2 separate regions of the Mus musculus genome follow, and region 2 is linked to region 1. Evidence: chromatin loops called from intact Hi-C (ENCODE). Cell type or tissue: gastrocnemius. All regions are shown on one strand. Each heading gives the region's core, and the rest is flanking DNA. Links, peaks and the distances in the headings are about the cores only.

Region 1 (14,992 bases), core at 3,687-11,686:
GAAGGAGACTGAACAAGAGCCTGGATGTAAGCCAGTAAGCATGGGTCCTCCACGGTCTCTGCTTTCAACTCCTGCCTTCAGGCTCCTTCCTCAAGTTCCTGTCTTGGTGTCCCTCGATGATAGACAATAGCCTGTACACCAAATAAGCCTTTCCCTCTCCATGTTGGTGTTGGTCACTGTTTTATCCCAGCAACAGAAACCACAACCGAAAGCAAACTAGAGAGGGCTAGAGAGATGGCTCAGTGGTTAAGAGCACTGACAGCTCTTCCAGAGGTGAGTTCACTTCTCAGCTCTCCCGTCTGTCTCCCCTGTCCTGCCCAGCCGCACCCTCCCCGGTCCGTGCGCCTGCCAGCACACTACTTAATCCTTGCTAGAATCATCCACTATGCAGCCAAGGGTTGGCTTCCAGTGATGTATGAGACGACTGACATTTCAAATATTCCAGGCCTGATGAAAAATTCTGAGCATAGTCCAGTCTGATACGCACCTGCCCAGATCCTTCCCTGTTGCTTCTGGGCAATCATTATGCCCACCCCTTCTCCCCACCCCATCAGCCCACCCCTTCTCCCCACCCCAACATTAATTTCCCGAAATTCATTTTTCATGCCTTTGAATTCCATCTTTTCAAAGCCCAATATGTTTCTAGAGCTGTCTTCCCATCCTTCCCTGCCTCTCATGAATATTTCAAGTGTAATAGCAACAGGATCGCCCAACCTTAGAGGCACACCAGCTTTATCTTATTTATCTTACCAAGCTGCTGGGATTAAGTCCAAAGCATCCTCAAAAAGTTTGTTTAGGTTGTTTTGCCCCAGGCTACTGCTGCCGCCGCCACTGCTGCTGCTGCTGCTGCTACTACTACTACTACTACTACTACTACTGTGTATATAAATTCTAAGAAGCAGCCCCCAGCCCCAGATACCCATTGGCCTGTGCCAGCCAGCCTCCTCCTCCAGGAGATGCCAGCCATGATCCTAAGCCAACTGGCAGATCTCCTAATGGGTCCCTGCTGTGGCATAAATCTATTCTGACTCTCATCCGTGGGAAGCACAAAACTAACTCACAGTGTGACCTTGGGAAGGGTATTTAGCTATACCAGAGCCAAGATTCCTGCCATAAACACAGGGTTGAACAGCAGCTACCTCATCTCTTAGAGTTCATATGATGTGGAGTGGGGAATGAGGTTCAGGGTTCTTTGCAGGGGGTGGGGAGTTCACTTTTATCTATTTTTCCATTTTTATATGTATGCTTGCTCACGTAGGCATATGTGGGGGTGCCCGTGCATGTGGTGGCCCCAGGTTGGTGTCAGGGTCATCCTCTATGGCTCTATAACCTTATTCATGGAGGCAAGTTCTCTCAGTCAAACAATGTGGCTACTCTAGCTAACCAACTGGCTCTGGGGAATCCCCTATCTCTGCCATGTCCACCATGTATATGGGATTGGGGAACTCAAACTCCAATCCTTCTATTTGTACAGCAAGCATCTTAACCACTAAGCCATCTCCTCAACCTCAGAGTGCTGGATTCTCCAGCATTCAGTGTTACTGAGCCCAGATTCTACCATTAACTTCAATAGCTATGTCGCTCCTAACTAACTGTACCCACTGTTGAACCATGTCCTTAATTAACTATCTACCATTAGCCAGCCTCCTGGCTCTTAGCAAGCCTCTACTCTGTAGGATGCCTTTGGATAACCTTGTCTCAGATTGACAGTATGTAACCATCCATTGTTTGGCCTGAAGCTGACGAGTTTCCAGGAATATAGAAATTTTGGTACTAAAACCAAGAAATTGGTTATTTATGATTGTAGTGGGACATTACCGTCATCATCATCAGTGTTGGGGTTTTAGTGCTGTGAAGAGATACCATGACCATGGCAACTCTTAATAAGGAAATATTGTGAACTGAGGCTGGCTTACAGTTTCAGAGGCTTAGTCCATTGTCATGGCTGGAAACATGGCAGCACACGGGCAGACACGGTGCTAGATAAGAATACAAGAGGTAATCTAGCTCAGCAGGCAGAAGGAAGAGTGAGTGACGCTGGGACTACCTTGAACTTCTGAGACCTCAAAGTCCACCCCCTGTGACATGCTTCCTCCAACAAGGCCACACCTACTTCAATAAGGCTATACATCCAATAATGCCACTCCCTATGAGTCTATGGGGGCCACATTCACTCAAAGAACCACATTATTGTTGTTGCTGCTGCTGTTGCTGTTGTTAGTATTGAGATTTTTGAGATGGGATCTCTGTACAGCCCAGGTTGGCCTTCAACTCACAGCAACCCTTCTACCTCAACCCTCCGAGTACTGGGTTTGCAGGCATGTACCACCACTTCTGGTTTTTAGTAAGAATTAAAGGTAAATAAGAAGGCTGTGGAAATGGCTCTGATGGTAAGGTGTTTTGCGCACACACACACACACACACACACAGAGCGTTCTGAGTTTGAGTTTCAGGATCTATGTAAGAAGTGGGCATGGTGTGGTGTTCCTATAATCCCCATGCTAGAAAAGCAGGGACAGGAAGATCCCCAGGAATCTCTGGCCAGCCAGCCTCACATACTTGCTGAGCCCCAGGTCCCAGAGAGATATCCTGTCTCAAAAAACAAGCAAACAAACAAACAAACAAACAAGTGGATGATCCTGAGGAATGACATCGTAGGTTGACCTCTGGCCTTCCTTCATGCAAGCACACATAAACCTGGATATCTGAACACACTTGTGGTGGTTGAATAACAATGGCCCTCATAGGCTCATATAGTTGAATACTTAATCACCATGGGTGAAACTCTGATAGAATTAGAAGGACTAGGAGGCGTGGTGGCCTTGTTTGAGGAAATATGCCACTGGGCAGGGTGAACTTTGAAGTTTCAAAAGCCCATGTCAGGCCCCAGTTTCTCTCTCTCTCTCTCTCTCTCTCTCTCTATATATATATATATATATATATATATATATATCCTTGCAGAACAGGATGTACCTCTCAGCTACTTCTCCATCACCAAGCCTGCCTTCCACCATGCTCCCCACCATGATGATAATGGACTAAAGCTCTAAAACTGTAAGCAAGATTCCACTAAATGTTTTCTTTATAAGAGCTGCCATGGTGTCTCTTCACAGCAATAGAACAGGGTCTACGACCACACACACACACACACACACACACACACACACACACACACAATGAATTAACCAGTAGTGTATAAAATGACCATAGAACTAATACAAGCTTCCAGTGATCTGCTGTTGATAAAAGTTTTTTCCAGAGTGTAGGTAGTTTTTCTTCTCCGCTTCTTATCTTTTTCAAGATGTCTTTTATTTCCTTTTCTCTTTTTTTTTTTTCTTTTTTTCAGCAATACAAGCACATGGTCAAGATAGGCAGAAAGGAAGAGCAAACTTCTGCCCCAACCCCTCCCCAATATCCAGGCCCTCTCCCCAAAGGCAAGCAGCCCTGGGTCTGGCTTCTGAGCCTTTCAGGCTGGCCCTGCCACGCTCAGCCTATTTCCCAGAGCTGCAGCTAAGGAACCAGGAAACATCCCACCTTTAACACTGTCTAAAGGTTGGATGAGGACAGACACAAGCTCCAGAGCTGCATCCCTGCTCAGACAGGAACTCCTCAGTGCCTCGCTGTGGGGAGCTGGGGCACTGGTGACAGGCATGGGAGCAGCCACTTAGCTTACTGTATCTTGGAAGTGTGACTAAATGTCAGCCCTGCCTGTTTAGGGGCTTAACCAACTCTACAGGTGAGGCAGCCATCCAAGCAGAGAGAATGGAGGAAAAGAGAGACATCTGGACAGAGGTACAGCTGCTTTGCTTAGAGTTTTCCTGGGAAGACTCTCTGGGGTCATGGTCAACTGGCCCAGGTTAAAAAGGCCCAATTTGAATGGGAGGCATCTGCTCCACTGGATGGATGCGCCAGGTTCAGGGACCCATACTCTGGCTGTACCTGAGTTGCAAAAGTATCCAAGCAGTCTGCCTTAGACAGAAAGACGGCCATCCAGCAGCTGCTAGCAGCTCTGCCTGCTGCAGACCATCAGCACCCATTGTCACCACCTGACAGGTGAGAGAGGCTGGTTCACACTCCTGTCAGTTGGCGTGGCTTGTCAAACACCAGTGAAGCTGTCATGCACCCAAACCAGGCCTGGGACTAAGGAGAGAAGAAAGTATTCCTAGAGAGAAGCTGCCTCCAGACACCTTGAAGGGAAAAGAGTGAGGGGACATTCCCTACTGCACCACCCAACCAGATTAAAATCCCTTAGGTCAGCCATGGAGATGTAATTGTGGATCCTAGTGCTCAGGAGCCTGGCTCTACAGGATCTGAAGTTGAGGGCCAGCAAGGCCTGTCTCAAAACAAGAAAAAAACAAAAACAAAAACAAAAACAAAAACAAAAACAAAACTGAAACTTCATCTCAGGGAGGGGGAATGTGACAGAAAGATCCAGAATGGAGAGGCCAGACGTATTGAAAAGAGCCTTGATTGTGCTGCCTTCTCTACTAGGATTCTTAGGTTACAAGCAACAGAAATCTTAAACAATAAAAGCATTTGGACTGTGGAGGTGACTCTGTCAGTAGAGCCCAAGAATCAGGACCCAAGTTCAATTCCCAGATCTCACATAAAAAGCCCAGCATGCAGGGGTTAGAGAGGTGGCTCTGCAATTAAGGGCACTGGCTGATCTTGCAGAGGACCTGGGTTCAATTCCCATCATCCTCTCGGTAGCTCACAAACACCTATAACTGCAGTTCCAGGTGATCTAACACCCTCTCCTGGTTTCTATGGGCACACAAGCAAACCCATACACATAAAACAGAAATAAACATGCTTTTAAATAGAGTCTTGCTATGTTTTGTGTACCTGTAATTCTGGCACCGGGGAGATGAAGATCGACATCCATTGACTAAGGGTTGCATGAGGACAGACACAGGCCCTGGAACAGACTCTCTGCTCAGACAGGAATTCTTCAGTGCCTCCCTGTGGGGAGCTGGGGCACTGGAGGCAGCCACTTAACTTACTGTGTCTTGGAAATGATGCTCCTAATGTGTTACTAAATATTACCCCTGTGGCTTCCTGGCCAGCCAGCCTAACTAAATCAGCAAGTTCTAGGCCAGTGGAAAATCCTGTCAATTACAAGCGAACAGGTGGGTGTAATTCACATCAGATGATGATGATGATGATGATGATGATGATGATGATGATGATGATGATCTCATAATTCAGGAAGGCCAGATTGAAGATGCCCTCTACAGCAATAGATCTCCAGCATGGCCGCAGATCAGTCACCAGGCTTCAAAGCCCCTACTGCCCAGGCCCCACCTCTTTAAGTCAGGATCTCATTGGCCTTCATGGGGCTACCTGCCTCATTGCAAAGCTCTTGAGTTGAATGGTGGAGATCTGGGTGTTTTAGAAATCCTGCTCCATGTAGAGTCTGCTACCTAGTAACACACGTGTCTGTGTCTCAGTGGAGTCTCAGAACTTTCTGGACCACAATCCACATCTGAATGTTCACTCAAAATGGAGAAGTACGGGGTTGGAGGGGCAGAAAGTGGGCGGACTGTAACCACTCACAGTCCAGAGGCGCTCTCCTAAAAGCATGGATCCCCACAAGACAGCACCTGGGTCATGCTGCAGCCTGTCAGGGGACGTAGGAGTTGGAGACTGTGCCTGGCAGTCCCTTACAACCACAGGCAGTATAAGCTTCTCCTGAAAGGAGTATGGAGCTCAGAAAAAACACACAGATTCATCACGCTGACCATGGACAGTTTCAGAAGGGGCGAGTCCAGTTACCACTTATTAAATGCCTACTGGACACTGGGTACTGGGCCCAGACTTCCACAAACTCATGTAAACTTAATAATTTGTGAGGGGTTGGGGGGGTTGTAAAATGGCTCAGTGGGAAAAAAGCCCCGAGTTTCCATATCCAAAACCCCCTAGAGGGTAGATACACAGAAGAGGAAGGAGGAGGAAGAGGAAGAGGAAAAGGAAGAAAGGAGGAGGAGGAAGAGGAGGAGAAAGATTAGCCACCCATGTTTGTTGGAGTTTCTACTATGACCAAGAACAACTTGAAGAAGAAGGGTGTTATTTCAGCTTACAACTCTCCAGTCATACTCTGTCACTGAGTAAAGGCAGGGTACACACATAAGACAGAAACTGATGCAGAAACCATGGAAGAGCATTGTTTACTGACTTGCTCAGCCAGTTGCTTTCTTATAGCAACCAGGACCACATGCCCAGGGGTAGCAGCATCCATAGTGAGCTGGGCCCTCCTACATTGATCATCAGTCAAGAAAATACACCACAGGCTGGCCCACGGGCCCATTTCCCAGTTATGGTTCCTTCTTCCCATATGACTCTAGCATGTGTGAAGTTGACATAAAACTATTCAGAACACCAGATCAAAGTGTCAACAGCCCTAAGGCTGAGGACCCTGGGTTAGGCCAACTATTATACTTTCATTGCCCAAGACGGAATGCTTTTGAGATAGCCAAACCTGGACAGTAGATATACAGATGGAAGAGTTTCAGCAAGCTAGAGTAGTATATGGTTATTCTAGTTCCAGCATGCTGTCCAAACGGGAGGTCAGACCCTCATCACCACAGGTCAAGGATCAGAGGAACACACCCTCTACATATAACCAGTTACAGGATTACACAGACACAAGTTTTACTCCTTTTTGGTGCTACTGTAAATCCATGGTTCCTTTCCATGACATCATTAAAACCTACCCCAGTGCCAGTACCTAAGTGGGGGCTGCCTGGTTGTCCTTCCCACAGGCAGTGCTTGGGGATTGTGGCATGGCACCAGATTGCTGCCTCCCACCCCAATTAACTTGCCGAAGCCCTGACAAGCAGGAAGAGGCTGCTAAGGCTGAGGGGAGCAGAAGCCTCACGAGAGGCTCCACAGTTCGTTTTTCATCTCGCAAGAGCCAATTTCAAACTCGCCTCGGGTCATAAAAGAAATTAATTTGATTCTCTCAACCTTGCTCTGAGTGGACACATGTCCTCCGCTGCAGCATCTGCTCAATCCAGAAGGAAGGAACCGTCCCCTTGAAACGAGTCCCATTTCAGGGTTGAGCCAATATCGTTCGCCTGGAGTCTGGGAGCAGCTGCCCGGAATACTCTGGGCTCTGTTTTGCTGGTGAGTTTCTCAAAATAGTTCTCCTATCAAAGGCAAGATTCAAGTCATGGGAGGGCTGCTCTCAAGGACATGTCCTGGAAGAGATGGTCCTAGGCATACCACTCCCTACAGACATTAGCTCCAAGTATCTCCCGCATCAATAATCATAAACACGTTGAAGCTTGTGTGTGTGTTAGCCATGGTCCCTGAATTTACTCAGCTCCTGATAGTTAGACCCAATTGTGGTAGACACATTTAGGGTCAATCCACTTTGTGAACCTCTGGCCTTGAGTAGACGGGACCTGACATTTGCTTTGAAATGGCTAAGGCAATGGCATCCTGTTCTGACTCCATTTTGTGTTTGCTTTGATAATTCTCAGCCCTTTGCCCCACTCCTGCCTCGGTTATATCCGCCTCGGCAGCACATTTGAGATTTCCATGACCTTGACTCCTAGTATTTACAGAAGTATTTACAAAAATAATCACCAAGTTCGGTCTAAAATAACTGCTGCGCTCTGCCAGGAGTGAATGCTGGAGGATTACTCTGACCCTGGTGGAACTTTGATACATCTCTGTGGTTTTGCCTTTTAAAATGCTAAATCCCTGAAGTTGGGCACCAAGACATTTCTCAGAGACCAAGAGGATTGGAGACAAATAGGACGAGGAGACAAAACAGAACCACCAGTGACAAAATCAAACAACTACAACTACCTGGGTCAAACTTTCTTGTCATGCATTTAATCATTTACATTATTTACACAGTTGGCCAAACATTCACTCAGCAATCCCAAAACCAGATCTCTCATAAGAGGTATAACCAGAATACAGGGTAACCCTACTACTGGCATGCTAGTTTAGTGTAGGAGGACTAAATCAGGAAGAGGGCTTCCAAAAGAACTGGGTCTTCTTTGGACCTAAATCCCTGATCTGGAAAAGAAGCCCTTTCTTTGGGGTGTCTCCTTAGCCAGAAGTCTCCCCTTCCATCAACCGGAACTAGAAACCAGAAACAGAATTTAATTCAGTACCCAGAACTTAATTCAGTACTCTTGAGAGTGTTAAGAGGACTCTGTCTTCCTGTTTGGGAAAATATCTCTCCAGACTCACTGCGAGGAGGGCGGCCCTGGAAAATTTGTCAGGGCCGGCCCCCTCACTACCACCCCACCACCACCACCACCACCTCTGCCTGGCCAGGAATACGGCTCCTCACGGAGCCAGGGGAATCTCCCTGATACCTCCAATGTAATTATGTACCTGAGATAATTACTGACAACCACTCTGATTAAGCAAATTAGGAGTTCTGAGTCCTTAATTAATAGTCCTGTCCTCCCCTCTATCCACCCTTCCACCCTGCCTCCTGGCTCTTGCCTCCCCAGAAGAAAAGTGGAGCTAAAGCTGATTCTGCCGGGTTTTCCGCATTGTGCCACTAGGTGGCAGCCCCTACGTGCTTTTTTTTTTTTTTTTTTTTTTTTTTTGATCCTTGGAGAGTCTACGGCTGTTTGTTCTGGATTCTGCCACTAGGTGGCACTCAATCATTCGTCTTTTTGTTTTTTGTTTTTTGGGGTTGGGGTGGGGTGGAGTGGGATGGGGGGCGGGTAGTCTTTCCTCTCCAGGACAGAGGGAAATTCCAGCCATACCAATCCGATCCTGGAGTCAACTGTCCCTACTACACGTGGAGTTTCGATGAGTCCCACCAACAAGGGAGCTGTGGCAGGTGTTTAGTGGGGTCTTCTCTCATTTAACTTGGTCATAATAGAACTTCCTTTAGTCAATTAAGTTGAGGACCATCGACTCGAAATTCTCACCCCTTTGGTGTATGCGCTAAAAAAAAAATTTCTCCCAAGGAGCTGCGGAGGAATATGGGAAAAGAAAGGCTGCGCACTTACTTTGAGATTAACTGCTCCTCTTCTGAAGTGAAATGACCATCTACCAGTTCCCTGGACAACGCTATCGTGAAGGCAGTCTGGCTCAAGGTTTCATCGGCCCCCACGCGTCCTGATCAGGCAGCTTATATTGATCAGTGGGGCTCTAGTTTAAACCCACCTGTTCAGCTTAAACAGTTTGCTTCTAGGGATTATTCTGCTGTTCTGTGTTCAGTTGGAGCCTCCAGCTTGCCCCCTCACCCATCTCCCTATCCCTACCACCACCACCCCCAAGTCAGTAAACTCGATCCCTCCCTCTCTCCAACCCCCACTCCGGAAAGCCTCTGAGCAGAAGAAAGGCACCCAAGCCCAGTTCCTGACAGCTGTCCCAACCCCGCCCCTGAAGTCGCCAGCCACCTAAGCCCCCCTTCCCCCCCCCCAAAAGATGACCACAACAGGGCACAAGCCCAGCGTGTAGCAGACACGTGATTATCCTTCGCCTACAATCCATAAAAAACTTCCCTGTCACAGCCTGCCCAAGACTTTTTCCGGTCTCACCCACTGAGGCTGGCAAACTCGCATGGGAGTCGTTCCCAAATAAACCTGCCCTTTTTTACTTCTAATTCCGCTTGAATTGACTTATTTCCTTAGCTGAGAAAATCTACTAATTTGGTCTCTAAAAAATTCCTTGTCACTTGTCTCCCAACACCTATCCTGACACCTTAAGAAACCAAGGCTTTCCCCCCCCACCCCCCCACCCCCCACTCTCCCAAGCCCACCTCAGGCCATCTTCTCCGTGTCCTCTACCTCTTCCAGATTCACACACACACACACACACACACACACACACACACACACCTCAGGCCCCTCCTTCCCATCCTGTCCCACCCCACTCTATCCACCCCTGCCCCCACCCCTTCACCCACTTCCCCTTCTGGATCTATACACTCTTTTACTTCCCTCCTGGTGGAGACATCCAATTCCCCAACCTCCCCCTCCCACACCACCTTCTCCACCATTGGCTTTCCACTTGAGGTCCCACCATGCCCCAGACTCTACTCAGACCCCAGCTTCTGTTGTTCCATTGGTGGAGATGCTGTGCCCTCCTGGGGCACAGAGTAGCTATTTAGAGGAGGGTCATCGCCCTTTCCCGACCTCTGTTCTTTCCTCTACTTCAAATCTGTATAATTGGAAGACCCAGGACCCCCTCCCACCTTTTCTGGATAAGTCCCAGGCCTAATTGTCCTGCTGGATGCTGTTCTCTGCATCCATCGCCCCATTTGGAACGATTGCCAACAACTCCATCTGACCCTGTTTGCTTCCAAAAGGGGAAACATACTGGGGAAGAGGCAAGAAGGCTTTTTTTTTTTTTTTTTTTTTTTTTTTGGTAGTTGATGTTGAAGAGCTAGTCACTTTTGACACACCTTTCCCATCAAGGCGCCTGGATTGGGACCCTAATGCATATTCACGAACTTGTCTACAACTATTGGGGTTCTTTAGAACCCAGAAAAAATATTCCAAGCTGCTTTCTGAATTTACACCTCTTTTGATCCACTGTCTCTGGAAAATGCTAGGGCATTAGATTTGGCCTTTGTCATTCAGTCAACTCCAGACATCAGTACAAACTCCAAAGGCTAGCAAGCTTTGTAGGGATGGATACGTCTCAGCTCATCGAAGTGTCCAGATAACCAGGACACTGAGAGGCAGGCAGGCTGCCTTGGATGCTGACCGACCATGGGCTGGCAGGCAGCATATGTGCTGGCTGCCTTCCAGTCAGCTCATTTGAGACTCTACTGCTCATGTCCAACGGAGGAGCCTCAAAAACAAAAAGATGGAAAGAACCACACTGGAAAGGGGTCAATGTGCACATTGTAAGGAAAGGAGACGTTGGAAGAACGGCCAAACTATCCCAAAGCAATGGCCCAACCACAAGGGTATTACAGGAAGAGAATCAGAAGGAAGGCTCCAAGAACCCATGGCCACTACTTTTATAGATGCTGGGGCAGACATTTCTGGTTTTAAAAATCCAATGGGGCTACCTACTACTACAAAGATGCCAGTACACAGTACACAATACTACTACAGAGATGTAACAACACAACACCATTAAAGGTGATCACCTTGGACCTAAAAGAGCGGTCAGTCTGGGCCACAGACAGGTGACCTGTTCCTTCCTGGTGGCTCCAGACTGCCCTTTCCCACTTTTAAGCTGAGAGCTTCTAGGTGCCACCATCTCCTTTACTCCTCAAGAAACTGAGATGCCCTTTGTGCCAGCCTTCCGATTCAGCTATGGCTGCCCTGGAACAGATTCCCAGACCTTTGTACAACTGACACCATGATCAAAGTCCTCTTCAGGCCATGAAACTCAGCACATAGACGCTGTGAAACTGGGAAGCCACATTGTAGTTAAAGAGCCGAACTGTTCCATCTCCATCCCTTACAAGAATAAGTTTCTGTTTCCTGAACCTAATGTACCCTGAAAATCATGCTTTTCAACCTATACTGAACTCAGGACCCCAGGATGTGTGATTGGCCTTTGCCTTACAAAATATGGTTTCAAGAAACCTTAATCTATACCCATGACCGCCTCTACCCCACACTACATAACTCCCCGCTGCATGATACACATCCTTGCTTTTATTCTTACCGTTCATTAAATATATTTTTTCCAACAGCCAATTATCCCTCCCCTATAAACCCACTTATAGCTGTTTCTTAAAGCCAGAAAGAAGTTGTTCTCTCAAATCTGGACTTAAGGTGAGACAGCCAGCTGGCCAGTCCCTGGTGCGCCTCTAAAATAACACTAGCTTTAGTCCAACAGATGTGGTTTTGTTCTTTCCCCTCACATATTCAGGTTTAACATTTGGAGCTTCCCAGAGAGATCAGACCATCCACCCAAATTCTGAAGCCAGGCCCTTCGCCCTGGGACCTTCCTGGAGTCAGAGAGCCAGCAGGAGGTACATGACTCCAGTCCTACTGATACGTTATTCTCTGCTGGTGAAATGAACCAATTCAAGCAAGATTAGAGTATATAAAGGCAGGTTTATTGGGAAGCCACTCCCAGGCAGATTCATGGGTCCCAGTGAACTAGGCTGCAGGGATGGGGTGGGGGAAGAGTCTCTACGGGAAGGGAAATAGAGGGGAGGAGAAAGACAAAACATGTGTGGGGGGGGGAGGGGGGGAGGGGAGGGGAGGGAAGGGAAGGGAAGGGAAGGGAAGGGAAGGGAAGGGAAGGGAAGGGAAGAAGGGGACTTCAAAATGTCTGAATTATATAGGAAAGAGCTTCTGGGTGTGGGCATGCCCAGCTCCTGGACTGGAAAGAGGGCAGGGAATGTCGTCAGATTGGGACTGAGAGATGCTGGGAGGACCTGCAGGCCAGGTCTGCTTTGGTATGTAAAATATATACCTCAACCCCTTGTCTCAGGTCTGAAACCCAATATCTATGAACTTCCAGAGTGAACAGCCATGTTCAAAAAGGAGACAACAAACTTCTTTTATATGGAAGGTTCCCCAGGTAAGTTATAGTTCTCTGTGACATCTGTCTCTCTTGTTTCTGGTTCTATCCTGGTTCTGGGGATCTCAGTCTGGGAGTGGGGGATGGGGGTGTCTGACAAGATCCAATATTACCCTGTTCAGGGCACAGCAAGATATTGCATGGCCCTCTGAATGTTCAGTCAAGCCACCCGTTCCTCCTCTGACTTGCCTTGATATCCTGAAGACACCCTGATGAAGACCAGGAGCCAGAAAACTCAGAAAGACCCTCCACCTGGATGCCTATCAACTGGGTTTCAACACCTAAGATATGCTACAGAGCCAAGGAACCATAAGGATATGCCACAACACTAGGGCCAAGCCAAGGATTTGGAGAGGCCCAGCACAGGACAGCAGGCACTCTGAGTGCTATGAAATATAACTCAGTGGCAGGCAGATAGGGGTACCTGGCAGGTCTATGCCAAGGCACCCCCTGAGAAATCACACCGTCCAACAGATCAGGTATAAGGGGGGTTATTTGGGGTAATGGAGGGGAGTAGGGACAGACTCGTGAGGGCAGAGAAAGGGGGTGTGGGGGCAGAGAAGGACAGAAAGAGAGTAAGAGAGGCCAGCTGGGAACACATGGGAATGGAGAGAGAAAGAGAGTGAAAGAGAGAGGAGAAAGAGAGTGGGGTAGCAAGCAATCTTTTATAAGCTACCTGGTGCACCACCCACGCCTGGCTGAAGTGGAAGTTTCTGGTTGGGTCATGTGATGCAAACTCATCTGGTGAGGCCAACTCACATGGTGTTTTGCTGAGGCAAGACCTGTGGAGGACACGTGAGGTTTGAAGACAGTATAAGTAGGATTCAACAAACAATGACCAGGTGCTTGCATAGATAGCTTTGCAACAGTTTGTTGGTCTTCATCTTCGCTGATCCTCACTTTGTTGAAAGAGTTGCAGCTGAGAACTTCTCCTGGCATCTTGGCTGGTCCTGGTCACTCCCACTGACTCAAGCCAGTTGGGCAGAGGCCTAGCTATTCTGCTGGATTGTGTCACTGCTGCTGATTCATGTTTGATATCCTGACACTACTGAACTGGACTCCTGGTATCCTGACAAACGGAGATTGGAATTGTCCCAAGAAACTACTTCTAAACAGGTCCACGCCCTCTTCTTTTCTCCCCTGCCTTTAGATGGTGGGCTAGAAGGGGGGTTCAAAGCACTTGAGAGACCTTATTAAAAGTAGGTTTAAGAAATCTAAGCCTACACCTGGTGACTGGTGATGACATAAACTGTTGGTAGATCCCTGGGAGGCACCACCGATAAGCTAACATTCTTCCCTTTTTGTTTTTGTAAAAATGAGGAACTGGGAAGGGGCGATGGCGAGGCAGGAGTGAGGTCATGTTCTTTAGACTACTTGCTGCTGACTGGGGGTGATGTCATCTTTGAGGCAGGAGTGAGGTCATGTTCTTTAGACTACTTGCTGCTGACTGGGGGTGATGTCATCTTTGATAATTGGGGTGCTGGGCAAATCCTGGGACAAGTGGCTGTCTCACTGCTGTCCAGGAACTGTTGGACCATCTGCTGCTAGGAATGTGCAGCCCCAGTCAGAGCGGTCTGTGAGGGGAGCCCAGTACCCTCTTTCTGTCCTTCTCTGCCCCCTGTAGCCTGTGGGTTGCTTCTCTGGAGCTGTCCTGGATGCAGATTTTGAGTAAACACCTGGACTTGGCAGGATGCTGAAACACACATACATCTTAGAGGCAGGAAATAAAGTTAAGTAGGTTAGAGGGAGAAAAATTGATTAGGTGTACATGGTCTTGGCAGTTGGGGGAGGAGAGTCCCAAAACCAGGCAATCAGGAATGAATCCTGCCCTCTGGACTAGTAGGCACCAGGTGGAGAAGACTAGGTGAACTAGGCACTTGGGCTGTTGGTTAAGAAGGGTACTTACCTGGATGGAGTCCATTGACCCCTGAGAGGTGGATCTGAGTAGGTTTCCTGAAACTTACAAGAATCTTTTTAGGTTTACAAATAGAGAAAACAATTTGTTTCAAAAGCTTGGACACTCTTTCAGGTGAGCTCAGGGAAGGCAGAAACCTTCTGTGGAGCAAAAGGGGCAAAGGAGGCCTCCTTTCTTCCCTCTGTTTAGAAGACTGGGTGTACATAAAGTTAGCATAAAGAGAAACAGCCAAAGGAAACTTCACATTTTGAACTTGTGACTATGATAGTGGATTGTTTAGTGGAAGAAGGCTTTCCCAGAGTTGGACTAATAATTTATCAGAATTCTATTGGTCCATGTTAGAACTCTGAACTTTCAAAATCCTATATAAGAGTAGCATGTGAAGGGAAGAAATCTGAAGCACTTTTTCATTCCTTTTATGTACCTTAAATCACTTTCCTATCAAATTCCAAGTTTTTCACTTACTCAGACGTTCATCACTTGCATTAACCAACCTCAAAACACCTTCTAAGACCCTGAAACACTTTCTTAGATCCCTATAACTTAAGATTTCATGCCTAAGACTTTACATAAACTTTATGCCTTTTTCCTATCCAATTA
Region 2 (14,992 bases), core at 2,573-10,572, 270 kb after region 1:
GGAGAGAGAGAGCACATTTTTTTAAAGATTTATTTTATATATCTGAGTACACTGTTGCTGTTTTCAAACACACCAGAAGAGGGCATCCGATTCCATTACAGATGTTTGTGAGCCACCATGTGGTTATTGGGAATTGAACTCAGGACCTCTAGAAGAGCAGTCAGTGCTCTTAGCCGAGGGGGGGCGGGGAGGGACAGAGAGGGAGAGAGAGGGGGAGAGGAGAAGGGAAAAGGAAAGGAAAGGAAGGGAAAAGAAAAGGGAAAGGAAAGGAAGGAAAGGTAGCTTATTCCCAGTGCTTTGAGTGATATGGGCAAAAATATAACAAAGTATATTTCTAAGTAAGTGCTGTTCATGAGTCTCCAAATGCTTTCTGATAAAATAATTTAAATCATGTTTTTGTTTTTCTTTTGTAGCTTTCCTAATAGGATGGTTCTTGGAAGAACACACATAAAAGATGTTGCAGCCAAGAGGAAAATTGAATTAAACAGTTATTTACAGAGTTTGATGAATGCATCAACAGATGTAGCAGAGGTGACTTTCCAATCTAAGAAGTAAATATAACGTAGTCTACTTTGTGTTATATAATAGTTAACTAATGAGCCTTTTTTCTCTTCAATCTTAGTGTGATCTTGTTTGTACTTTTTTCCACCCTTTACTTCGTGATGAGAAAGCTGAAGGAATAGCTAGGTCTGCAGGTGAGCTTATACTTATTTCCTCCTGGTTGATAATTGATGACTTTTGTGATGGGGTAGAGGTGGATGTGTGGATACATGTGTGTGGAGGCCAGAAATCAGCTCTTCCTTCCTTTTTTTTTTTTTTAATTTAAAGATTTTATGTGTATGAATATTTTGCCTGAATGTATTCATGTATACCATACACATGCCTGCAGAGGTCTGAAGAGGGGATTGCATGGCATGAGATCTACTTTTCCTATCTGCTGCCTCTCACCGTGCCCTCATGCAGCAGTTCTTTTTGCTGAAGTGTGAGCCATTTCAGGCACATTGAGATAAAGAGGAAAGTATTTCTGTTTTCAGGTGCAGTTCCCTTCAGCCCAACTCTGGGCCAAATAGGAGGAGCAGTGAAGTTATCTGTTTCTTACCGAAATGGCACCCTCTTCATCATGGTGATGCACATCAAAGATCTTGTGAGTGGTGACAAATGCTGACTGTAGAGTAAATTTGTACCTCGGTAGGAAGCACCACTATAAAGAGACTGCTTTTCTTTATAGGTGACTGAAGATGGGGCTGACCCAAATCCCTATGTCAAAACATACCTGCTTCCAGATACCCACAAAACGTCAAAACGTAAAACCAAAATTTCACGTAAAACTAGGAACCCAACATTCAATGAAATGGTAAGCTAAGCTTCATTTCTAAAAATTTCGAAGAGTAGTTGTTTTCAGATTTCAATGCTTTTATTTCTGTAAGGTTTACTTGTTTTTATGTGTATTTAGTGTTTTGCTGCCATGTATGTAAGTGCAATGGATGTGTGTGGAACACACAGAGGCCGGAAGGTGGTGCTGGTTTCTCTGGAACTGGAGTTACATACAGGCAGCTGTGAACTGCCTGTAGCTGATGAGAATTGAACCCAGGTCCTCTTTAAAAAAAAAAAAAAAGCCCGATGTGGTGGTGCACACCTTTAATCCCAGCACTCGGGAGGCAGAGGCAGGTGGATTTCTGAGTTCGAGGCCAGCCTGGTTTACAGAGGGAGTTCTAGGACAGCCAGGACTACACAGAGAAACCCTGTCTCGAAAAACAAAAAGACAAACAAAACAAAACAAAACAAACAAAACAAAAAAAAAAACCCACGTGAGCTGAACAGTATTGAGTACAACTGTTGCTGAGATACTCATCGCCAACTAGCAGATCAGTTAAAACCTGCTAAAATTCCCCCAGTTTGCTCCCTTAAGTATTTTTCAGGTAGACATATTATTTATGTATCTTAGCATTTCATCCACACAAAAAATGTCTGGTCAGAGATTGGAAGACAACTTGAACTTTTATCAAGATTATCACCAAGCATGTGACTAAAGAAATGGTTCAGCACTTACAAACACTTACTTTCAGAGGACCCAAGTTCAGCCCAAGTGCCTATATCAGAGAACTTCAAACTGCCTTTGACTCCAGTTCTAGGGGATCTGACATCCTCTGGCTTCCTTAGGCACCTACACATGTATGAATATACATGATTTTTTTTAAATTTAATGAATAAAGTTTGAAGAGTAAAAAGCCAGATGGGGTGGTAAATTCCAGTACTCATAGCTCTTTAGAGGGCTGAAGTAGTAAGATTATAATGTAAATTGAAGGTCAGCCTGGGCTATCAATTAGAAGACTTTGTCTCTGTCTCTCACTCTCACTCACAGACACCTACCTATAGAAGATCATTCACTCTTTAAAAATGCATGTAATGTTTACCAAAGAACACTTGGTATTACTCTTGTAAAATAGCAGTGGGGTGTTTAGTGGCTTTTCCACTAGTTAATCCAATAGTTGATGTTGCCCTGTCAAGACAGTAAGATGCAAGCGTCCATGTGGTTGTTTTAGTCAGACAATAAGACGAACTAGAGCATTTCTCAGAACTTACTGTAAAGCTCTGTGGAAAAGTAAAAAATTTGAGTGTTGTGATGAAGATTTGAAGTAACAGTAGCTTTGAGCACTGCAGATCTGCTGAGAACTGCACTTTCACTGTGTGTTTGTATCTTCTTATGACTAAGAAGTTACCATTTCCTGCATTTAAAGAAAATGGAATTTTAGCCGGGTGTGGTGGCGCACGCCTTTAATCTCAGCACTCGGGAGGCAGAGGCAGGCAGATTTCTGAGTTCCAGGCCAGCCTGGTCTACACAGTGAGTTCCAGGACAGCCAGGGCTATACAGAGAAACCCTGTCTCAAAAACCAAAAAAAAAAAAGAAAGAAGAAAATGGAATTTTAATCTGTTTTTGGAAGATAATTTTAAAATTATATTATCAAACTTGCTTTCCATCTATCCTCTTTTTTTTTCTCCAGCGATTAGATCACCTTAAGGTAATCACCAGGTAATTTCTTTTTCTTTCCCCGTCACTCCAGCTCACAGAAACCATGACTGAGAGTTTGGGGATCTGTTTTTTGACAGTGATTGGTCCTACTTTACCCAGTGTCTGAGTTAAACACTGACAGACCAGAAGTTAAAAGCATGCTTCTGCTGCTCTAGTCAGTGCCATTCATTGCATCACTTTTTGACTGATGTCTTACATTTTGTTGAAAAGATTCCAAGAAACCAATCCTTATCCTTTTTCCCCTCCTCTAGCTTGTATATAGTGGATACAGCAAAGAAACTCTGAGGCAGAGAGAACTTCAACTGAGTGTACTCAGTGCAGAATCACTGCGGGAGAATTTCTTCTTGGGTGGAATAACCCTGCCACTGAAAGATTTCAACTTGAGCAAAGAGACAGTTAAGTGGTATCAGCTGACTGCGGCAACGTATCTATAAACTTCCGACTTCTGAGCTTTGGAAACAAGGAGTTATAAATGTGTGCGCATGCGCACATACACACACTTGGGAACTTTGTATAATTTCATACTTTGGCAGAAATTATAAACTTAACATGTTGGACCAACTGTCAGTCATATGACTAACTTTTATAGAAGCCATTGCTATTTCAAAGTTATTTTGTTGAGTGCTACCAATCCCAAACTTAATATATACTAAGTCCTGAAAAAGACTTTGACATAATACTGTGTCATTTTGGTCACCTTGTCTGTACTCTTCCTACACAGACACAGCAAATTGTTTTTTGTTATGCACCTCACAGCCTTTACCACTGTGTATGTTCACAGACACCAAAGGAAAGATGCAGCTGCTACTCAACAGGCTGAAACGCAAAGCACAAATAGTAGTCAGAATGCTGAGAACTACTAAGTCGTTTATAGAATAGAAAAAAATACGATTTTTATTCATTGTTAAAGCCTTTTCAGAGTAAGTGCCAATGACTGAAGTTGTAAATAACAGTGCCTTACTTAACTACATGCTTCACTGGCACTCTACTTCTGATTAAAGAGCAAGTAGTTTTCATGCATTTTCACCTTACTGAGGACAGCAAGTCATGCACATTTACTAATGGTTTCTCCACAGAAATACTATTTCCTCTACTTCTGGTTGTTTTCACTATTAAGCTATTTAACTTAATGTTTATTGCCCCGTAATTGAATGAGATTGATATTCAAAATTAGTATTCTAAATTCTATCATTCCATTATCATTTGTAAGGGTGTGAACTGAAATTGGAGTTTCACTTCCATGTATTTATACTTTACTCCCTCATTAAACAAATGGAAATTGTTCAGCCTTATTCCCTATTTTGTTTGGTAACGTGCTCAGGCAGGATAAGGAGTTTAATTTAGACATTTATGGAAGGTGTTGTGTAAACTGTCCTGTATTTGGAAACATTGTACATTCACATGAAAGAATTATTTTCTGTAATATACTGAAATGAAAATTGCAAGAGAGAAGTGTGAAGTTACTGTGGAGTAGCCATTAAGAATAAGATTCATTTTTAAAGCCAGGCATGGTAGCACACGCCTTTAATCCCGGCACTTGGGAGGCAGAGGCAGGCGGATTTCTGAGTTCGAGGCCAGCCTGGTCTACAGAGTGAGTTCCAGGACAGCCAAGGCTACACAGAGAAACCCTGTCTCAAAAAATAAAAAAAGATTCATTTTTATTCCCCATTTCAGACATAATTTTGTTTAGTTTTGATAAACATGTATATATAATAAATTTCTTGGTTAGAAGTTCAAATATTTTTAGAAAGGTAATAGAGATGTAGCAAATTTGGTAGTTAAGAGAAAACTGACAAACTACTTAATGAAGGGTACCAAGAAAGGACAATCGGATTCAGTTCGCTAGAATAAAATTTTTATGAACTGTACAAAGTGATTGACAGAAATGATGATGCTTACAGAGTTAAATTAAGAGTTAAGAGTGTTATCATTGGAATACATTTTTTAAAAAAAATCAAAACTTGAAATATTTGGTGCCTAACACTATGGTCCATTTGTAGGGAAACCTGTATGAGTATGTGAATTTTTTATATTAAACTGTGTTGTCTACTTGATAATTGAAATGAAGATCTAAGCACCGTTGTTTGCTTTTTCCACAATTAACATTTCCTTAAATAGTTTTGCAGATGTAAGTAGCACTAGAATATTTTTTTTCTTTTGAGAGAAACCTAATTCCATTCCATGGGTCACCCAGACTTAAAAAAATGCTGTTTGTAAAAGGTCGTCATTGACTGGACTCGTGGACCTTTTTGTGATCTGTTACCGTGTATCTTAGCAGAAACAGAATTAAAAATGTAATGTCACTTCAGTGACAAGAAATCTGATTAATATCTAAAAGTATATATTATAAGTAATACTGTATAGTTAACAAGAATTCAAAAGGTGATACTGTCTCTTAATTTTACTCAATTTGTGCCTTCTTTGGTCATTAGAATACATATATTTTAATGTAAGTTATTTCTTTGTAAAATGCTAATCTTCAGCCCATACCAAAAAAACAGTGATAGGGAGGAAGAACGTAGCCTCTGTGCACTGCGGCTGCAGTCACCATAGTCAGCTGGCTTCTAGAGCTTCTTAACAGTCACCTTAAAATACATCGGAAAACGAGAACGCTAGACAGGCCAAGACACTAATGTTTATGTATATCATATTTATAACTACCTTCAAGTAAAAATAAGTCTGCTACATACAAGTCCTGTGCCAGAATTCTTTGTTCTTGCCAGTGCTCTAGGATCTGAAGATGATCGCTCATCCCAAGAACCTGTTTTCTCTGAGGAATCCAATGAGACTGGCACCAATGCTTTATATTACTGTGTTTATGGGAATGAGTTGTTAAAGCATGTGTATCTTTTTTAAGTACTTTTTTTTCAAATTAAAGTTGTATATAAAGTTCAAAATCTTGCCTTAAATTGTTTAATTCTTTCTAAGACTCATGAATTGTAACATTTAAAAAAATTCACTTTTGATAACTCAGATTTAAACAAACACTGAAGACCTGCTATTATGATACACATTTACTTACACGCTGTTCACCAGCAATGCAAACATACATGTGATTACTAGTGTCGCCTGTAAGAAGAAAATGCTTTAATTATATCAGCATAGTGAGTTAAGATGTATAATATTTTTATTAATACTTGGAATATATTCATTGAATTAAATGTGACTTCATAACTATACTACAATTAAAATATTTCTGAAATAAAGGAACTTGGCTGTCATTTCCTTCCTTCTTGATTCAGTATTTTGGTTTTAAACTTTAATAATTATTGCATCTTACCCAGGAGTTTGTAAAATTTATCCTGAATTTGAATGTGATTCTTTGAAGGTCTAGATAATCTGCTACAGCCTATCATTTCCTGAGATGTGAATTCTGTAGGCATGGTTCTTGGTCTGTGAAAGTTCACTTAGCCACATTCGGAAGTGCAAATTAACACCATACCTTTATTCTGGATTATGAGCACAAGACTGGCTCTCTAACCATTCTAATAATTTGGAAAAAAAAAAACCAGTATAAAGACCTTGAAAGGACAATTAAGGGGCTGTTGAGATGGCTAAGCGGCTAAGGGCACTAGCTACTCTTCCAGAGGTCTTGAATTCAATTCCCAGCAACCACATGGTGGCTCACAACCATCTACTAGAGGATCTGATGACTTCTTCCAGTGGGCAGATTTATATGCAGCAGAGCATTCATACATTAAATAAAAAGCCTCTGGCTCCCAAAATCTTCAGAGAGAGAGATGGCTTATGTAAGCTTATCCTTTGAAATAACTGAGTTTTGCCTGAGTGCCAAGCTGTTTGCCGGTACTAGAGTTCAAACTATTGCAGGTAGTGGGCTAGAGAGATGGCTTAGTGCTACAATGGCTTTCTGTTGTAGAAGACTAGAGTTTGGTTCCCAGTACAAAGTACAAGTGCTTATTACTCTAGTTCTTACCCAATATCGTCTTCTGGCCTCTGGGCACTGCACTCAGCTTGCACAGCTGTATAAACAAGTAATTTTAAAAGGGGGGGGGTGGCTAGAGAGAAGGCTAAGGGGTTAAGAGCTCTTACTGGTCTTGCAGAGGACTTGGTTTCAGTTTCAAACATCCATGTAGCAACTAAGAATTTTCTGTTAACTCCAGTTCCAAAATATCTGATACCCTCTACTGGCCTCCATGGGCACTGCAGGTACTGTGATGCCAAGACAGACAAGACACACAGACACACATCTTTAAAAGTATATTAATTTTTTTCCAGGTAGACATGTTACTATGTATAGGATTAGAAATGTGCTTGGTGGGGCTGGTGAGATGGCTCAGCAGGTAAGAGCACCCCACTGCTCTTCCGAAGGTCCGGAGTTCAAATCCCAGCAACCACATGGTGGCTCACAACCATCCCTTACGAGATCTGACTCCCTCTTCTGGAGTGTCTGAAGACAGCTACAGTGTACTTACATATAATAAATAATAAATCTTTAAAAAAAAAAAAAAAAGAAATGTGCTTGGTGCCTTTAATCCCAGCACTTGGGAGGCAGAGGCAGGTGAATTTCTGAGTTTGAGGCCAGCCTGGTCTACCAGGTCAGCCAGGGTTATTCAGAGAAACCTGTCTCAAAAGCCAAAAAGGAAAAAAAAAAATGTGCTTGGAATGAGTAGAAATAAGGGCAAAGTGGAAGGACATGAGGCCAGGGACTTGGGTTTTATTTCAAATACATGGAGAAAATATAAAAAGAGAGCCCCTGAGATGGCTCAGTAGCCAAAAGTGCTTGCTGTGCACTGACAACTCTAGTTTGATATTCAAAGCCAGGTAAAAAGATGAAAAGACTACACAAGGTTATCCTCTTACCCCATATTCACACAGTAAAAGTCTTTAAAAACAATTTAGATCTTCCAGAGGTCCTGAGTTCAATTCCCAGCAACCACATGGTGGCTCACAACCATCTATAATGGGTTCTGATGCCCTCTTCTGGAGTGTCTGAAGACAGCTACAGTGTACTTATATTAAATAAATAAATCAATAAATCAATCTTTAACACACACAATTTAGAGGGATTTACAAAGAGACCACTAACCACTAGGCAGACAATGGATTGTATACATAATGGGACACCACTTAAGCTGCCTGAGAGATGATGGATAGGATTGGGGTACCCGTGGAAACAATGAAGTATTTGATACGTTTCTGTGGTGAGATGTGTTGGAGTGACTCGTGGAAATGAGAAAGACTATTGAACCCTAAATTTGTATTCGGACAAATGTGTTAGAGTGAAATGAAGTATTCTTGCTTAGGGATTGCGAATTGAAGCCAAGCTTGATGTTCGGATCACATATCTGGGCTAAAAGTGTGAATCTGGTTAATTAATCAAATACAACTTTGCCAGGAAATAAATACAAATTTGGTTCAAGTTCCCAATGTTTTGGAAAACGTAATTCAACTAGTAATGGGTTAAAAGAACGCAGCTGGGCATGATGGCTCAAACCTTTCATCATCATTTCAGCATTTTTTTAAGAGACAGAGGCAGAAAGACTTAACGTGTGTTTGAAGCAAGCCTGGTCTACAAGGCGAGTTCCTGAACAACCAAAACTACATTGAGGGACCCGGTCTCAAACACAACAAAAAAGAAAACTGGATCAGTATTTCAGTACTGTTTCAAACCTCTCACGCTTCACTTGTCAACAGGGTCTTGTAGATCTGAGTTTCTTGGGTCCATGTCTTTGTTGTTTTTTGTTGCATTTACAATAAATTGTTATATTCACCCATTCTTCGAACGCTCTGTGGTGAACCGGACTAGGACATCCTTAAAAGACCAACTCCCGGGGTAGTCCCTTTCCCCCTCATCTTCTCGAAGCTTCTTTCCTCGTTCCCAACTCTTCTCCGACGGGGGTGAGCGGTTCTGCGCTCCGACCTGTGTAGAAAAGGCGCGCAGACAGGAGGACAGACCCGGGCGGGGCTCGGAAGCCTAGAATTAACGATCTAGAGAGAAGCGCCGGCTGCACCTAGGCTTTGCGATCATCCCACACCGCACGAGTTCGGGGCTGCAGAGGGAGCCCTGAGAAACCCGCAGCTTATCCAAATCCTTCAGCCCAGGACTCGAGCACGCCCTAGGTCCCCTCAGATGCGACTTCCGAAGAGATGTTAGAGACAGACTTGCTGCTCTGGCTAAGAGCAAGACTAGAGACAAGAGTTCAAGGCGTAGCAACCCAGCCATACACTTACCGCCTCGCCGCCATGCCTTCTGGGACGCGTAGTCTCCCGGGCTCCGGTGGCCACACTATGTAGCCCCGCCCCCGCGCGAGAGCAAACGTCGGTGAGTGGCGTCACTTCCTGTGCGGCTTGATTTCCTGTGCCGTTTCCTACCTCGTTCTCTCTTTGCTGCCAGACCTCCGCCATCATGGGTCGCATGCACGCTCCCGGGTGAGCCCGCGGCGCCGACCTTGGTTGCGGGGCTGGGGCGCGGGGCTGAGAGAGGAGGATGCGGGCTGCGGGTGAAGGGACAGTGGGGCTGCTTGGGGCGCGGGCCGCCGCTTTACTTCCTATCTTCTGTTTTCAGGAAGGGCCTGTCCCAGTCGGCGCTGCCCTACCGCCGTAGCGTCCCCACGGTGAGTAGAGGCTGAGGGTTGGAGGGCGGCGTGGGAAGCGATCGGTGCGCGGGAGGATGGGACCCGAAGTGGAAGGTTGCCGCCGTGCTCTCTCATCCTAAGGCCGATTTCTCTTCCATCTGTAGTGGCTGAAGTTGACGTCTGACGACGTGAAGGAACAGATTTACAAATTGGCCAAGAAAGGCCTGACTCCCTCCCAGATAGGTGAGTGTTGATGTAATCTCTTCCTTCTGCTCTCGAGAAACAAATGTGTCTAGTCCGTATGTTAAAAAGGTTCCTCCTGCTTCCACAGCGGAGCAAGGGCTGTCTGGGATTGAGTCACATCTAACTGAATTGATTCTAAGCTGCTCTGACTTTGTACAAATGGGAAATAACTCGTTTCTGGTAGCTTGGCTTCTGAGTCTGGGAATAACTGCTCATCGGAGGAAAATATCCTCTTTAGGATATAAAAAGTTCGCTAGAAATATGCAGAAAAAATCATGTGAAATGGGCTCAGCTGATCTGAAGTAATTTGAGGTTTAAAAGCAATAACATGCAGTTTTAAAGATAGGTACAAATAAATGTTGGGCTGCTTTTAAGTTAATACTAAATATAAAGGTAGAAGTCACATTGTTTCCTCTGGTCAGATGTATTCTGGCAAGCTCACAGTGATGATGGTGTTCCAACATTCGCAGTTTCCACCAGAAGGACTTTCCATGTTGGGTTGACCTTCCTTGGATGTCTGAGTGAGCTGGAAATTTGGAGTTTGGCTGTTAGGGTTTTATCGCATGTGTGTGTGCTTGAGTGTGTTTCTCTTTTCAGGTGTAATCCTGAGGGACTCACACGGGGTGGCCCAGGTCCGTTTTGTGACTGGAAATAAAATCTTGAGAATCCTCAAGTCCAAAGGCCTTGCCCCTGACCTCCCCGAGGATCTCTACCATTTGATTAAGAAAGCTGTTGCTGTCCGAAAGCACCTTGAGAGGAACAGAAAGGTAAGGCGGACAACAAACCAGGTGTTGTGTCGAGACACTTGCGCTGCGGATCTTCAGAGGGGAGAACGCACTTGAGTCCTCTCAGGTGGTTCTGGGTGCTGGCTAATAGTCAACATGATAGTTTCCTAGAAATAGGTGGTTTGATTTTTAGCTCCCCTAAACTATTACATCCAGTTGGTCCCAGGTGCTGGGGCTTTTGTGTAGGTTTGTGGCTATGGGCCTTATTCTAGGAGTTTAAATTGCCTCTGTGGATTTGGTGATGCATGCCCTTAATTGTTGGAGTTTGAGACCAGCCTGGTCTAACACATTGTAAGACAACCAACTTATTCTGTATAATAATAAGATACCCTGCCTCCTTAAAAAAATTGCCCTAAGAACTTAACCTAACCATAGAAGCTATTTAGTTTCTTTACTTGTTGGTGGTTTTCTTAAATCTCTTTTATTTCTAGGATAAGGATGCTAAATTCCGCCTGATTCTGATAGAGAGCAGAATTCACCGATTGGCTCGATACTATAAGACTAAGCGGGTGCTCCCACCTAATTGGAAATAGTAAGTATATGGTTTTTGGTTGGCAAATCAGCTAGATGGTAAATAATGAATAGTGGTAGGCATTTTGCCTTTTTGGCTAAGTGTCAGTTCATCTCTGTCATAGTAGTGGGGAAGCTTGCATGGATGATATATAATCACATGACAGTGTTCTCTTGAAATGTTACCTAAGCCAGGCATGGTGGCGCACGCCTTCAATCCCAGCACTCAGGAGGCAGAGGCAGGCAGATTTCTGAGTTCAAGGCTAGCCTAGTCTACAAAGTGAGTTCCAGGACAGCCAAGGCTACACAGAGAAACCCTGTCTCGAAAAACCAAAAGAAAAAGAAAGGAAGGAAGAAATGTTACCTAGAGGCAAGCAGGTCTCTGCATTTGAGGCTGGCCTAGTCTACACAGTTACTTCCAGGACAGCCAGAACTGGTTGGTTTATGATGCTTGGGGGGGGGGGGGGTCCTTCTAAAGGTAAGAAGAGGGTCATAGTTGATAGATGCTGATTAAACTATGAATGAAATCCCCCCCTTTTGTTTGTTTCATGACTTGTTCGCTATGATAAGCATACAGACATTGACTGTTTATGGCAGATAGGTTGATCTTTCCACCATTTGGCCACTTAGATTTGGCCTTAGACGTCTGGCTGAGAATGAGCCTGTCCATCCTCATGCTTAAACTTAGGGCTTAGTTTGATGCATTGTATGCAATTGGGTATTGTAGCGGTTTGGGGATAGCTCCAGTCACCAAGAGAGTTGATGGGTCCTGAAGTCCGGTACTAATCCCAGTTTCTCTCTCTTTTTTTCCCCCCAGTGAGTCATCCACAGCCTCTGCTCTAGTGGCATAAATGCTGTTGTGTGCACAAGCAATAAAATCACTTTGAGTAACTTGGTGTTTTGTGGTTCTTTCTGCGTGGCTGCTGCATGTGTTTGGGAGTGTTTGGCATCTGTTTAGTGGGTGGTTTCCCTGGCCACTTAAACTACTAGTCCAGCTGGTACAAAGGTTGGTGGGTTGTTACTATCAACATGTAGGAGAACTGTAAGACACTAGGAAGTTGTGAAAGTTTGAGTTCTCTTGTATTCAGTGTTTAAAATGTGTGAGGTGTTAATGAGTATAGCATTGTTGACTGAGTGGATTCTGTCTTCCTAGGGGTGTCTTAAGGAAAGCTGAAGTCCGTACATTCCAATTGAGGAGTGAATTACTTTGGCTGCATCACAGTCATGTAGTCTGGTCAACAGGATGGATCAAACTCCAACTCCTTTTTTTTTTTTTTCCTTTCTCGAAACAGGGTTTCTCTTTGCAACTGTGGCTATCCTGGAACTCTGTAGACTAGGCTGGCCTTGAACTCAGAAATCCGCCTGCCTCTGTCTCCCAAGTGCTGGGATTTAAGGTGTGTGCCACCACTGCCTGGCCAAACTCCCACTTTCAAAAAGAGCCCGACCCTTAGAGATTGTATTTGTGTGAAGTCTGCCATGTTGCCTAGACAGTAATGATGCTACACTGAAGTAATTGTCTCAGGGCTGATGATAGGGTTTGGCAGGTTACGGTGCTGGTGGAAAGAAACTTCGTGAATTTAAAATATGGCGAGTGTACACAAGTATGTAAAAACTCATCCTAGTAACAGAATGGGATGAAGGTCTGGATACTGTGATATATGACTGGTTATAAGGATTTTAACCTGCAGAAATGTGGGGATACAGTGCTATTGGGTGAGATAGCAAGGGCAAGGGGGTTAAAAGGTATGTAGCATGTTAGTCCTATATTTGGGCATCAGGCTGACTGAGGTCAGGGCTACACAGTGTAACCCTTTCTCAAAACCATGCGTTTTCCAATGCTGTTTGCTTTACCTGCATATTGACGATTGTTAGCAGGCTGGCTAAGTTTAGAAACTTGCCTGTGTACTGAGTTCTGGCATTAAAGGCATGTGCCTCTCCCAGTTAGGTACATTTTACTTTAAAAAGCATTTCATATTCTTGGTTACATCTCCGACCCATGGAAACAGCAGGTCCACAATTTGTCCAAATCTGTTCGAGTGAGAATCTAAAATTTTCATGTTTTCTTCAGTTGTCTTCCTTTTGAAGGAAAGTGACCTGTATCTGCTACATGCCTTAGACAACACTTGAAATGATCTATTTTTATAATAGTTCCAGGTTCATGAAGACCACCATTACCAAGGTTTGTATCTCTGGCATGTGCTTTATTCTACATTGGAATGAAGGATTCACTGGCTTTTAGTAAGCTTGTAACAGTTTGTCTTGCTCTTGAGTGTGGGCATATGCACACCGCAGTGTGTCTATGGTGGACAGCTAGCTTTAGGGATCCTCACCCGCCTTGGTTCTTGCCCTGCACTGAGTCCTGCTAGCTGGCCTTTGAGCTGGCTGACTGTGCTTCCTCCACTCTCCATCCCACATAGGAGTGCTGGGTTCACTGTAGCATTTATAGTCATAAACCAGAGACAGACAGGCCTGATCATAGCAAGACCCTTTCTCAAAAAGGTCGGTGAAACCCGGGCTGGATGATGTCTCTGAAATTGATCATTTGCAAGAGTTTGGTTCCTAGCAATCCTGTCAGGCACTCACACCACCTGCCTGCAGTTCCAGGGGATTGGATAACTTCTGCTGGGCTCTCTGGACATGTACTTAACACAGACATGGAGTTTTTCTTTTTTTTTAATTTTTAAAAAAATAACTGCCAGGACTGAGAGATGGCTCGGTGGTTAATAGCACTGACTGCTCTTCCAGAGGTCCTGAGTTCAAATCCCAGCAACCACATGGTGGCTCCCAACCATCTGTAATGGGATCTGATCTCTTTTCTGGTGTGTCTGAAAGAGAACAACAGTGTACTCACATAAAAATCTTAAAAAAAAAAAAAAAAAAAAAAAAACCTCACTCGGGGCCGGGCTTGGTGCCTTTAATCCCAGCACTCTGGAGGCAGAAGCAGGCGGATTTCTGAGTTCTGAGGCCAGCCTGGTCTACAAAGTGAGTTCCAGGACAGCCAGACCTATACAGAGAAACCTGTCTCAAAAAACAACAAAAAAACCACCTCCCTTGGGAGGCAGGGGCAGGTGGATTTCTGAGTTCGAGGCCAGCCTGGTCTACAAAGTGAGTTCCAGGACAGCCAGGGCTGTTCAGGGAAACCCGGTCTCGAAAAAAAAACAAAAAAACCATGCCCTTGACTTTCTCAGGGCGGAGCTGGTGAGGCTGCCTGATGGGTAAGTGCACTTGCCATGCAGTCCCGGTCTGGGTACCACGTGCTGGAAGGTGAGAATCCACTCCTGTGAGTCGTTCTGATTCCCCCCTAAAACTGTAAAATAGAAGTCATAAGCTAACCTCCAGTCTCGGTTAGTAACTCAGCGCTTTCAAGATACTCTAAAGTGCTTAACCGCTGCACAGGACAAGACAATGTCTCATGTTTTGAGACAGGGTCTCTCTGTATAGCCATGGCTGGCCCTGAACTCTGCATAGTGGAAATGATTAAGACTAGGAGACAGTTCTTTTCAGCCTCTCTGTTGATTGACAGAGAAATGAAAAAAAGTCTAGATTGGAAATAACTTTCTGTAAAAACCGTCTTGGTGTTAATTGTTCCTGACTTAGGAGCAGGAAGAGATTGGTGTTGCTGTGAAGTCAGCTGTCGGTCTTCTAGCTTCAAACCCGCTCAGGTCGCCTCCTCTGCTCTTAGGACTCACTGCCCAGCAGTGCACGAGCTGCAGTAATACCCAGCTTTTAGTTTTCATTTGGTCTGCAGGGTGCTCCGTACCCTTTCAGCCCACTGCTGCCCTGCTGCTGTGGGAAACCTTGAATTACTCCTTTGACAGCTTTACCAACCCCATTCTCTTTTTCTTTTCTTTCTTTTTTTTTTTTTTTTTTATTTTTTTGAGACAGGG

What was found. A loop is a pair of places that touch in the nucleus more often than their neighbours do. Peaks named below come from ENCODE experiments on the same cell type or tissue, not always from the same donor. Only the 100,000 strongest peaks of a DNase experiment are listed, where the experiment ranks them.
Region 2: a loop joins it to region 1, with 2.6 times the contacts of the local background. A loop is called at or near these places in 12 of 42 quality-filtered maps.

The regions. Positions count from the first base shown.
Region 1 is chr7:116,602,176-116,617,167 of GRCm38, reverse strand. No RefSeq gene overlaps it. Among named protein-coding and RNA genes, the nearest start is that of Gm46018, 48 kb to the left of the region's middle. In gastrocnemius, for the core only: a CTCF peak has its summit at 8,509 (motif pointing right); DNase peaks (open chromatin) are centred at 6,966, 8,562, 10,222 and 10,712; H3K4me3 peaks cover 1,192 bases; H3K27ac peaks cover 1,128 bases.
Region 2 is chr7:116,328,514-116,343,505 of GRCm38, reverse strand. Rps13 (ribosomal protein S13) reads left to right here and starts at 9,316. Exons shown (of 6, transcript NM_026533.3): 1 at 9,316-9,421; 2 at 9,558-9,606; 3 at 9,732-9,810; 4 at 10,408-10,577; 5 at 11,027-11,127; 6 at 11,923-11,999. The coding sequence starts at 9,399. The coding sequence ends at 11,956. It overlaps Pik3c2a (phosphatidylinositol-4-phosphate 3-kinase catalytic subunit type 2 alpha), which reads left to right. Exons shown (of 33, transcript NM_011083.2): 29 at 414-531; 30 at 623-695; 31 at 1,035-1,144; 32 at 1,229-1,354; 33 at 3,283-6,230. The coding sequence ends at 3,465. Snord14a (small nucleolar RNA, C/D box 14A) reads left to right here and starts at 10,249; the gene lies at 10,249-10,335. Gm10589 (a long non-coding RNA gene) reads right to left here and starts at 9,337. Exons shown (of 2, transcript XR_869889.2): 1 at 9,224-9,337. In gastrocnemius, for the core only: a CTCF peak has its summit at 7,190 (motif pointing left); DNase peaks (open chromatin) are centred at 7,180 and 9,303; H3K4me3 peaks cover 2,318 bases; H3K27ac peaks cover 2,374 bases.